Linked DNA regions of Homo sapiens: regions 2 and 3 are each linked to region 1. The links are chromatin contacts, found by Hi-C or POLR2A ChIA-PET in ENCODE. All regions are on one chromosome and are shown on one strand. The core of a region is the stretch at or near the end of the contact, and the rest is flanking DNA. Distances in the headings are between cores, read along the strand shown.

What was found. Hi-C counts contacts between places; a loop is a spot of excess contacts on that map. ChIA-PET counts read pairs that join two places held with the same protein, here RNA polymerase II (POLR2A). Pooled maps may share reads with other maps.
Region 2: a map of psoas muscle shows a loop between it and region 1 (2.3-fold over the local background). The contact joins the enhancer-like site here to the promoter of AMOTL1 in region 1. A Hi-C loop is called at or near these places in 5 of 168 maps with a recorded cell type or tissue (IMR-90, PC-3, aorta and 2 more) and 2 of 50 pooled maps. POLR2A ChIA-PET finds 5 or more read pairs at or near these places in 5 of 52 experiments (A549, AG04450, MCF 10A and 2 more).
Region 3: a loop to region 1 is called in a map of PC-9, with 2.5 times the contacts of the local background. The contact joins the enhancer-like site here to the promoter of AMOTL1 in region 1. A Hi-C loop is called at or near these places in 3 of 168 maps with a recorded cell type or tissue (PC-9, gastrocnemius medialis and psoas muscle). POLR2A ChIA-PET finds 5 or more read pairs at or near these places in 2 of 52 experiments (PC-9 and activated T-cell).

What each region holds. Positions count from the first base shown.
Region 1 is chr11:94,766,471-94,770,059 of GRCh38, forward strand. AMOTL1 (angiomotin like 1) reads left to right here and starts at 1,886. Exons shown (of 13, transcript NM_130847.3): 1 at 1,886-2,090. The coding sequence starts at 2,042.
Region 2 is chr11:94,853,286-94,856,874 of GRCh38, forward strand. It overlaps AMOTL1 (angiomotin like 1), which reads left to right. Exons shown (of 13, transcript NM_130847.3): 8 at 648-797. Among named protein-coding and RNA genes, the nearest start is that of AMOTL1, 87 kb to the left of the region's middle. Within about 2 kb of position 1,988, at least 3 of the 41 ENCODE cell types and tissues checked have a DNase peak (open chromatin) inside an H3K27ac peak, as active enhancers do.
Region 3 is chr11:94,676,795-94,680,383 of GRCh38, forward strand. It overlaps PIWIL4-AS1 (PIWIL4 antisense RNA 1), which reads right to left. Exons shown (of 5, transcript NR_135093.1): 3 at 2,592-2,742. Among named protein-coding and RNA genes, the nearest start is that of LINC02700, 41 kb to the left of the region's middle. Within about 2 kb of position 1,642, at least 3 of the 41 ENCODE cell types and tissues checked have a DNase peak (open chromatin) inside an H3K27ac peak, as active enhancers do; they include PC-9, where a contact is called at or near this core.

The DNA.
Region 1 (3,589 bases), core at 636-3,135:
TTCTAAACTTGATGGTTGTAACTTGGAAATTTTGCTGCTTCCTAGACTATAGGATGGTATCTAGGAGTGGGCAATTAGTAAAGATTAGTTTCCTTTCTTCTTTTTCTATCCATCACTTCTTCCCCAATTTGTATTAAATTCGCGCAAATGTTAGGTGAATCAGTGGTCCCTTCACTGTCCATAAGATAACCACTTCAGCTCCTAATTTGCGATTCAGGGTTCACAATGTGTAATACAAGGCACATTGAGGCAGAGGTTGTTTCTATACCTGGCTTTGCTACTAAACTTGTTCTGTAACATTGGACAAGTCATTCAACAGCTATGCCTGAGCTTCTTCATCCGGCAAGTGAAAGGTTTAGTTGACACTTTCTTAGATTCTTTCCAGGCCTACATTTTTGTGACGTTGTTATTCTGCCTTCCCTTGTTTTCTCCTCGTTTCTGGTAAAAACGCTTTCCTCTATGCCTTCTTCCCAAGCACCCAGACCTTGTCATCTCCCTCTTGGCTTTTGCCTCTGCTTGCCCAGTGCTGCCTTTTCCTCTTTCTGCTGTGTCTGAACTCCACCACCCTCCCAGGCTTTTCCTTCTGTGTAGTCAGTGCCTCTCTCCGCCCTTCCCAGGCATCTGCAGTACTTGGATCTCCTGCTTTGTTGCTTGCCTGTTTTCTGTTCACACATCTTGTCTTCTTAGACAGATAACAGATCCTTGAAGGGCTGGTCAGCTGCTCTAAGTTTCTTTTGTGTGCTAAGTTTCTTTTGTGTGTACCAGGGTAGATGACTTTAAATGGAGTAGGCATTTCATAAATAATTGTTAAATGATTACATTTGGGCTTTATCTTGAGAGCAGAGTTTACTCAGTAGGAGGGCCCATCAGGGGAATCAGAATCAGGACATGCAACCCACCAGAACTGATGAGAGGTAAAACTGCTGGCAGTCTAGTTAGGGAACTGCCACAATCCAGGGAGGAGTCCCTGAAGGCCGGACCTAGATAGCAGGTAAACAGAGGCAGGGAGCACCAGATAAGAGAGGCTTGGTGTGCGCTAACTCTCCCACTAACATCCTGGGCAGCAACTGTACAGTTACCTAGCTTTCTCTTCTCCAAGCAGTAGAGCTGCCCGGAAAAAGCCAGGCAGAAGTGCTATGGGGCAGGCTCGGGCACCCCAGATTAGGGCTCCAGAGAGCCGCCAGTATAAACCAATATAATGAGGTGGATGAGTAGTTCTCAGCACAGCCTGATTTTAAGAGGTGGGGCAACATTTTCCCAGAGTCGCTTACTTTCTTTACCTCTACTCAGGCAGATAACAGCCTGGGGATTTATGGCCAGAGGATGTACGGTTCTGCGAACACATTTAATATCCGAGGCTGTCAGGTCTGTTTTGGCCCTTCTGTTTGTCAACGGAGCACATAGTAGCAGCTTATCGCCCAATCTCAAGTGCGTGATGGAAGCACTGGGGCCTGGGGAATGCTGAGAAAAGTGTGGCCACTTTCTACCTGGAAATTCCACTTAAGAAGAAAAAAAACCAACCTAAGCAAATCTAGACTTTTGGGCAGATCCGGAAACAGAATTTTGGCCGGCATTGGGCTGGTGGGGAAGGAAGACAAAGTGGAGGGAGAACTGGTGAGTCTGAAATTAATCAAAACCCGGCAGGGGACAAAGGAAGGGATGCTGTCGCCCTCCTAAGTCTCAGGGAGACACGTCAGCTTGAGCTCTGGGCAATTTCAGCCTGGCAGTCTCGCGGCCCGGGGAGGGGCGGCGGGTGTCTGCAGACGGGCTCTAGGGCCCAGCGGCCGGGCGCCACGGCGGGGGTGGAGTGTAGGGTTCTAGTGACGAGCCCGGGCGACCCTCCCCGGCCCGCGCGCGGGGAGCGGGGAGCGCGGACGGCGGCGGGAGCGCGCGAGAAGCTCTAGGACCCAGCAGCGGTTGTCGGGTTTGGGGCTGGAGGTGAAGCCCTGTGTGAATGGGGTTGATTGTCCGGCGCCACTTCCCCGCGCTGCCCGGCAGCCGTCTTCCCCAGCCGAGGGACTGAACTAGCCATGATCGCCTCATGTGGAGGGCAAAGTTGCGCCGGGGAACTTGTGAGCCTGCGGTGAAAGGTAACCAGCCCCCACTCGAGGTGCCGGGAGGGCGTCTCCGAGTCTCCCACGCGAAGAACCCAGTCGCCCCGGGCTCCCCGGGCCCCTGCTGCTCACGGAAGGGGGCAGCTTCTGGGGGCCCGGGGCTGAGATCCCAGATTGTTGTTTTTAAGCGGGTTCCCTTGCCCCGCTCCAGGTCCAGTTGCCTGCGGGCCGGGCCTCAGCGTCTTGCCGCCCCGCGACCCACGTTGACTGAAGTTGTGGCCCCGGGGTTTGGGCCCCGGGGTGCTGCGCGCCCGACGCGGGGCTGGCCTTTCCTGAGGGGCGCAGCCATATGGCCAGACACTCCGAGGCGCGCCCGCGCCCGCGCGCGGGTCTCGCGGCGAGGGAGGGGACGGAAGGGGGTGTCCGGTGCAGCTTTCCCCGGCGCGAGACAAAGGCGCGCGCACCGGCCCGCCCGACGGGCTCTGGCGCTGTGGACTGGACCCTTTCTGCCCGCCGGCCAGACCCGGCTCTGGCGGGTGGGGGCGACGAAAGGGTCGCACCCCAGCCCCAGACGCTCGGATCGCGTTAGCTGCTGCTCCTTCTTTGTTCTCTCCCCAGACAAGTTTCTTTGACAAACTGGAGAGTTACATCCAGCTCCCGCTTGCCTGTTAGGGCTGCCTTTACAATAATCTGCTTTCGCGGGGAGAAAATTTAAACTTTCCAAATGGAACTGTTTTTTCTTGGAATGTGACATTTGTGGCAGGAGGGAGAGTGGTACGTTGGCCGATGACAGCCGAGCGGAACGGTGGCCTAGTGCCGGGACAGGGACCGAGCGTGCCCCATAGGCGGCCGGGCTGGAGGACGCGGCGGCAGAGCAGACGAGCCCTGGCGCGCACCTCTAGGGCCTCCGCTACCTGGACTGCGCTCGCGGCGACGTGTCCAAGTTTCCCCCCTCAGAGCCCCAGGCCGAGAATCCCGGGTATCTGCGCAAAGCTCCCGCGCCTCGCCCACCCTACTCTTCCTATCTTTACTGATGACTAGGAAGACTTTCCTTTTCCATTTTTGTTCGAAGATTTTTGCCTTTTTGGCTTCGGTGTTGGTTTCCTGTCTCCGCGTGGCAAATACCTTTTGGCCGGGCTAGCGTGTGGATCACCTGGACTGGGGTTTCAGAGGTGGGCCCTGAGCGTGCGGCCTCCTGAGACGATGCGGTTTGGACCCAACATTTTGTCCCCATGGTCCCTCAGCTCCCTTTCTCTGTGAGGCCTTGGTTTCCCATTTTCTTCTCCTGAGGCATGTTATGAGAACTGAGTTTTTGTACTGCTTATAGAAGGCCTTGGTGGTGGTGGGGTACGTGGTCTCGAGAGCCAGTTGTGATACCTCGAAGATGCTTTCGGCTAACCAAAGCAGTAACGTGCTAACCTGCTCACCATAAACGAATTAAACCAGAATAGAGGGCTATTAATAGCTACAGTTCCAGAAAATTTCCTTCCTTTTCGGGAAGCAAAAAGTCAAGGCTTGAAATATTAAACAATCAT
Region 2 (3,589 bases), core at 738-3,237, 87 kb after region 1:
CCTCTCCCTCCCCTCACCCCCGGCCCCCAACTTGCCCTGGTATGTTTTGTTCCCCTCCCTGTGCCTATATGTTCTCATTGTTCAGCTCCCACTTACGAGTGAGAACATGTGGTGTTTAGTTTTCTGTTCCTGTGTTAGTTTGCTGAGAATGATGGCTTCCAGCTTCATCCATGTCCCTACAGAGGACGTGATCTCATTCCTTTTTATGGCTGCATAGTATTCCATGGTGTATATGTACCACATTGTCTTGGACATTTGGGTTGCTTCCATGTCTTTGCTATTGTAAATAGTCCTGCAATAAACATACGTGCAAAAACTCTTTATTTACCTCACTTCCAATGCCTGAAAATGCAGAAATTATTAAGCAATAAATGAGTATTGAGCTCAAAGCTGCACAAATTACCAAAAGCAGGTACCCCAGTAGAGTCTTCAATTTCATACATCCTAGCCATTGTAGGTATAACTGGCAGTCTATGTGTAAATCTTTTCTGTTCCAGTGCACTTGAAGGATAGGAGTAGGGCGGTGGGAGGTACGTGCACCTGTAGTTTAAATAGGATCTCCAGGTAATCTGACCCCACCTCCTCCACCCCAGCTTTGAGAATCAGTGGTCTAAATTCTGTGCTCTTTTTTACTCTTCTCCACTCAGTTACGAGAGAAGCAAGCATATGTTGAGAAAGTTGAGAAGCTGCAGCAGGCCCTGACCCAGCTGCAGTCTGCATGTGAGAAGCGAGAACAGATGGAGCGGAGACTGCGGACTTGGCTGGAGAGAGAGCTGGATGCACTGAGAACCCAGCAGGTAAGGAACTGGGCATGGACTGGTGAAAGAATTAGATATGTTCACTCAGCAAACGTATGGATGTTCTACCATGGGCCAGATCCTGCACCTTGCTCCCAGGATTCAGAGGGAAACAAGAACTCCCTGTCCTCAGTGAACCCATACAACAACCAGGAGAGAAGGCGAGCAGTCCGCTCACTGGAGTGACAGATGTCCTCACAGAGAGAAAGTGGTCGCCAGCTTGGGGCTGGGGAGAGCGGAATGCAGCATTAGATGACTTCAGAGAGGAAGACATTTGAGCTGGACATTGACAGATGAGTTTTTGGGCATTCAAGGGCAAGAACATCATAGGTAGAGGGAGAATATGGTAAAGGACAGGGCCCTGAAACGACATAGCACGTCCAGGGTAGCAGGGTGCAGGTAGCTAGGGGAAAGTGCCCAGTGCAGTGGCTGGTGAGGAGACTAAGGCCACTTGTGGAGGACATTTGGTCAAGCTGAGATACTGGGCTTTTTCTTATAGTCAACAGAGTACCAACAACTGGGAAGTTTTTAAGCTGGAGAGAAACATGATGCAAGAGATCAGGGAGAGAGCCCTCTGATGTCAGAGGACCATCCAGAGGGTGGATGTTAAAGTTGCAGAGGCCAGCCTGAAGGTTGTCGGTGCAGCCTAGGGTGTAGTGACAGTGAGAACCCATGGAGGAGTTGAAGGGAAGAGCCAATAAGGGGGTGACATTAGTAGCCCATGATGATCAGTGAGTTTTCAGAAGTAAAGGAGAGGAAGGGATGTAAGACCATCCCTAGAAAATAATGTTGGCCATAATTCCCTATTCCTGCTGCCTGTCCTTCTCTGCTGGTAACAACTGAGCATGTAACTCAGCTATGAGTAAGCACAGAGTGAAAAGCCCAGCCTGGGGTTCACCTGCACCACGGCAAGCAGGAAGAAGACTGGTCAAAGGCTCCTGGCCCCAGATGAGCCTGTCCACCATCACCCAGCATGATGAGCAGAGGCCTTTATGTAGCTGGTGAAGGGTGTGTTCTAAATTGGGATACCAGGGAAATGCAAGGCAGGGCCCCATGGAATTATCTACTGGATAGGGCATAGTGGTTGTGGTTGAAACACTTGAAAACACTTGAGCGCATGCACTCAGGCCAGCTCAGCCCTCTCACAGGGCAGGCCCATGCAGTTCCCTCTGGGTATGTGCATTTGGCTGGAGAAGGAGGTGTTAGTGAGATTGCCCAGAAAAGTAAGAAACCCACCTCCGCCTCCCACTGTCTTGGCTTGGTGGATAGCTCGTAAGAAAAGGCAGGTCTGTCTGTGGACTTCTAATACTGATAAACTGTGCCACATACTTTGGCACAGAGTTACACCGTTCAGCTGTTCTCTGTCACTCAGTTGCTGAGATCTTCGCTTCCCCATCTGGGGACAGGGGTTCTCCCTGGTTCCAGGTACAGCACTGGCCCACAGTAGACACTGATTAGTCTTTCTTTGGCTAACCAAATGGGCACATCTCGGTTCTTAGAGCACATAAAGAATGTTCCTTCCTGGTTAATATGCCGTCCACACCCTAAAGTTAGATTACTTCTCCTTGGCTCTTCTGAGTGCTGTGAAACCAGACTCACCTCCGTTATCCTTGTTGTTTATCAAGAAGAAATAAAATGTTAGAATTATTTGAAAAATATCTTAATTGCCACAGAGGATAGTTGGCTGTATGCACACTCAGACCCATGCACGCTCACCCACACAGTTTCCTCAGGCAGGCAAAAACAACATTCCTGCTGTGCATGAAGGCTGCTGACAGGCTGAGGAGTGCCAGTAGGGGACAGAAATTTCAGAATTGAGGCTCTCCCGGGAAATTACTCTGCTTTCATTTTGGATTTGTGTTCGGGAGCTGATGGCAGACCCCCAGCTGTGTATGGCTGACATGAGACCGAAGAGGAGGAGACAGTCTCTAAACAGAATTGTGATGCTCAGCATCTCTTTAAAAATAACATTACAGTTTGTTGTTGTTGTTGTTGTTTTAATGAGAGCATTAATCTGCCTCCTATGATATGAAATACATTCAGGGATTATGTCCCTGTTGCTCTTGATACTCATTAAAAAGATAAGTAGAGGTTGAGTATCCCTTATCTGAAATGCTTGGGACCAGAAGTGTTTTAGATTTTGTATTTTCAGGTTTAGGATGCTCAATCTTATTATTTTTTTTTCCTGTAATATTTCTTTATTTTCTAATGTTCCCAGTAAGCATACATTATCTTATAACCAAAAAAAGGTTAAAATGTTATTACAAAAAAATCCACTGGAAACATCTTGAGTTTTTTACTGGTTCCATGTGGCAGATACTGTGTAAAGGGCAAAGTGTATCTAAACTCATTTTTGGGGCCTGTGGGCTGGTCTGGGGGGCAGCTCTGCTGGTCTCACCAGAGATGACTCGGAATCCACTTGAGAACATGGGGTCATCTGAGGAACTCAGCCTGTCCGGGAAAGGGGATCCAGGGCCTCTCTGATCCCCTCCTCCTCATTCACCCTCACGCAACTCATGAATATGCCTGCCAGTTCTTGGGCAGCAGCCTCGGGAAAGACTTCTGCCGTCCACACCACACCCTGTTCCTTCATCCCTGTGTCCAAGGCAGTTATCTGACAGCTTTAGAAAGCATGCTGGGGTCACACTGTCACAAAGCTCCTGGTCATCTCCACCCTCAACAGAACAACAGACCAACCGCATGGACTCACCACTTCCCATAGGGCATGATTCTGAAGAGACTTTTGAGAGCACAGCTTAGAGTTCTTGTTGAATCAACAGCCCAGACAAGGG
Region 3 (3,589 bases), core at 392-2,891, 90 kb before region 1:
GGCTTAGGAGACAAAGCTTTGTCTAAAAATGTGAGGTCAGAAAAGAACGTTGGTTCTTGCTCAGGGGCATAGCCTTACCTCCAGGTCCCTCAGGAAGAAATTTAGAGCAAAGAACAGAGGTCAGAGTTCAGTTCTCAGCCCTCCCTTATCTGAGGCCTATGTGGCAGTGGGTCTATTTGATGGGGGCCTGGGGTTCTGCAAAACAGCTCACGGACATAAGTTGAGTCATCTTTAGTTTGTAGAGGGAACATCTCGTGACTCTAACTTCCTTGGCTCGTGTTTTAAGCTATTATTACCTTCTAGCTTATCAAGTTGCTCATTTACTTCTCAGGACTACCTGGGTACCTGGAATTTCCCCTGAATGAACCCAAGATTTTCCTTTATTTCCATGCTTAGAGCTGGGGACAGCAGGCCTTTAAGAGGAGTCCCTACTCTGTCTCAAAATTATTACTAAATCCAGTGGATTCTGCCTCTTTCATGTCTCTCATTTCTCTGTCTCCACTGTCACTGAATGAGGCCTTCAGCAGCCTCCTTCAGCCTTCTCCTGCCCCTTTTACCCCATCATTATCCTCCATAGTGCAGCTAGAGTGGCCTTTCTAAAAGGAAAACCCAGGCATGCCCTTTCTCTTTTTGTCTGACTTCTCACTTCTCCAGCCTTCTTTTCAGCATTCAACCCCTAACTTAGGGGGTTTCCCCAGACTGCCTCCCCCTTGCCAGCTCCAGCCTTTAAAACCCTCTCACCCTGCTCTGGAGTCCCCAGTGTCAGTCCCAAGGCCTTGAAACCACATTTTCCTCTGACCCGTCCCTTTGGGTTAATAAACTGGTTGCTCATCTGCCTGGCTTTGATTATTATCTCAGACTCACCCTGATGCCTCTGACAATCTCTGTGGGTTGGTCCAACAGCAGCCTCATCCCTACCTTATCCTTACCTCACTCTCTGAGCGACTCTAGCCCGAGTTATCAGTCTGGGTCTGATCATTTTAGCTCTCACTTGTCTGGAAGGGCTCCCAGAATGAAGGAATAAATGGCTCTCTCCACTTTCTCTCCTACTTCTTACTCAGGCCCCAGGATCCTCATCCTAGGCTGTGGTTCTTAGACAGTCCTCCTGAAGCTCCCTCACTCTATACCTATCCTCTCTGAAGTGACCCATTCTCCAAAGTAATATCACCCTTCCTTTCTCTATCCCCAGACCAAAACTTCCCTCTCCAACAGGGTGGCTGATACAGAGAAAGAGGGCAGGCATGGGCCTCAGGAGGCATGGGGTGTAGTCCCAGGTCCTGTCCCTTAGTTCCTGTATTCCTGTGTAGCTCCTGTCAGTGAAAGGTTTCTCCTCCTAGAACTGAGGTGAAGCTCAGCAAGACCATAAATGTGACAGCTCTTTGTATAAAAAGCTCATGGCTGAGAGCAAAGCTGAAACAGTGGGAGATGGATTTGCAAGCAAGGCTTTCCTCTATCGTGATGCCCTGGGCCTGCCAGTCTTCCTGAATTGAGGAACACCAATCCACTGCTTCATTTCTGTCTTTCCAACGGCTATGCCAAAACCAGGGCTGGTGTTGCAGCCCTCCTGTTAAGAACTACTGATAGAGAAAGTCCCAGCCACAAGGCTGTCCTAGGCTTACAACAAGGCACTTAGCGTTGTTTTATCTTATGTGATCTTGGCAACATTTTTATGAGTCAGGCAGGGAAGGTATTAATATCTCCATTCTATAGCCAAGGAAACCAAACTAAAAAATGTGGAAATACTTGTTTACAATCACAGAACTAAATTCAATGCCAGGTTTCTTAAACCTAAAGCTATATTGCTGCTCCTTGTAGACCAAAGTAATATAATTGACGAGGGGGCCTCACTCCTTCAGTTTTTCCTTTCCTTCCTGCCTTCTTTCCATTTAGTGGAATACTGGGAATAAAAAGAGACAGGCTCAGGGGCATGGGACTTAATCCAAGGTAATGAAAGCTAGCTTTAATAGAGATTCAGATCCCACAAAGAGCTTTGGGGCCCAGGGTAGGGAGCTGGGAGATAGGAACATGCATCTTTCAAAAGGACATATAAGCTCTATACAAACAAATGTGCATAAGGAGGAGAGCAATCATTACCTGGGAAGAATGTGCTTCAAGTTGCCCACTTCCATTAGGCTCTATTCTAACTCCATGTGAAAAGCTCCTAAGGGTGACAGCGACAGGGAGGTACCCATTTTCAGTCCCCTCCTTGGAGGCTGTATTGAAGAGTGGCCTTTCAGCATGGTACTGAAGGATGACTAACACCCCTCTTTTAGGCTAACTTGGAGGAATCTAGACCTGTCCCAATAGCTATGATTTAACATCCTTGGCCCTCTGTCATGCAGAAAAGAATGGGGTAGGCATGTGCAGACAGATTCAGGCAGCCCCCAGGTAGCTCTTAACATGAGCCCTAGGCACCAAAAGAAAGGAAAAGGCTCAGAATTTCTCCCTTTCCAATGAATCCCCCATAGTCTGGGCCTCTCAGCCCAGCTCCCTCCCAAACACTCAGCTCCCCACTCCTCTCTGAGAATCACCCCACCCACTGGCCCCCTGGGCTTGGAGCCCCATAGCCTGACTGAGTCAGCATGTCCTACCTTCATTCATGCTTGGTTCTGAAGGGGTCCAGTGATATCAGTAGTAACCCTGAGGCAGCCACTAGCCAGCTTCACTTCATAGCTTTATCTTCAGTTTCCTCTGCCGTAAAACAAGGGAAATGACTATACCTCCCCTGCTCTTCTCACGGGCCTGTTGTGAAGATTAAATGAGATAATTCAGGTGAAAGTGTTTTGCAAATTCTGAACTATAATTATGCTCACAATTATTAATATAGTAGTATGTCCACTGCCTTATTTGGGCCTTGAGAGCCAGGGAATGAATCCAGGTGGAGTCTGCAGACCATTTGCAGGAAGTAACCCACAAGGGTCACGGGGATGTGCTGATGAAAACGCACTGACTGACATTTTAGGGATAGAGAGTGAAGGGTGCTGCTTTACTCTCAGAGAGCTATGCAAGGTAGCATTTCCATGTCTTCTCTTTAGAGGAAGAAAGATGTAATGGAAGCTCCACTGTAATTAGTTCCCTGACCACTTCTGACAATAGCCAAACAGAAAATTCAAATCAGAACTCTCCCACCCTGGATGGTGCAGTTTGCTTTTCCAGAAACACCTGAAATCCCAGAAGGCACCAATTGTTTCTTCAATGCAAGTTTGGCTGCTCAGCAGAAGCACTAAACAGCTGGGAAGAGCCCGTGTTTCTCAGCCTCCCAGAATGGGGCCAGTAAGGAAGAGGAGGCTAAGAAAATGGCCATGCCCCTGGAGTTTCATTCACAGAGCTGGGCTGATCTTAACCGCTAGAACAGATTCTGTCCATACAGAATCTAGGGCTGTCAGTGTAAACGGACCTAGAAATATCCATTAGTTCCACAGCTTATGGGGCCATCTTTATGAGCCACACCAATTGGGTAGATTTAAGAACTGATTCAAAGGAGACTTAAGTTCAAATCCAAGCACTGTCTCCTAGAAAAGCCTAATAATAAGATTCCAGGATCTAAGGTAAGATACACTGAACTCAAATTCTAACTCACCCATTTGCA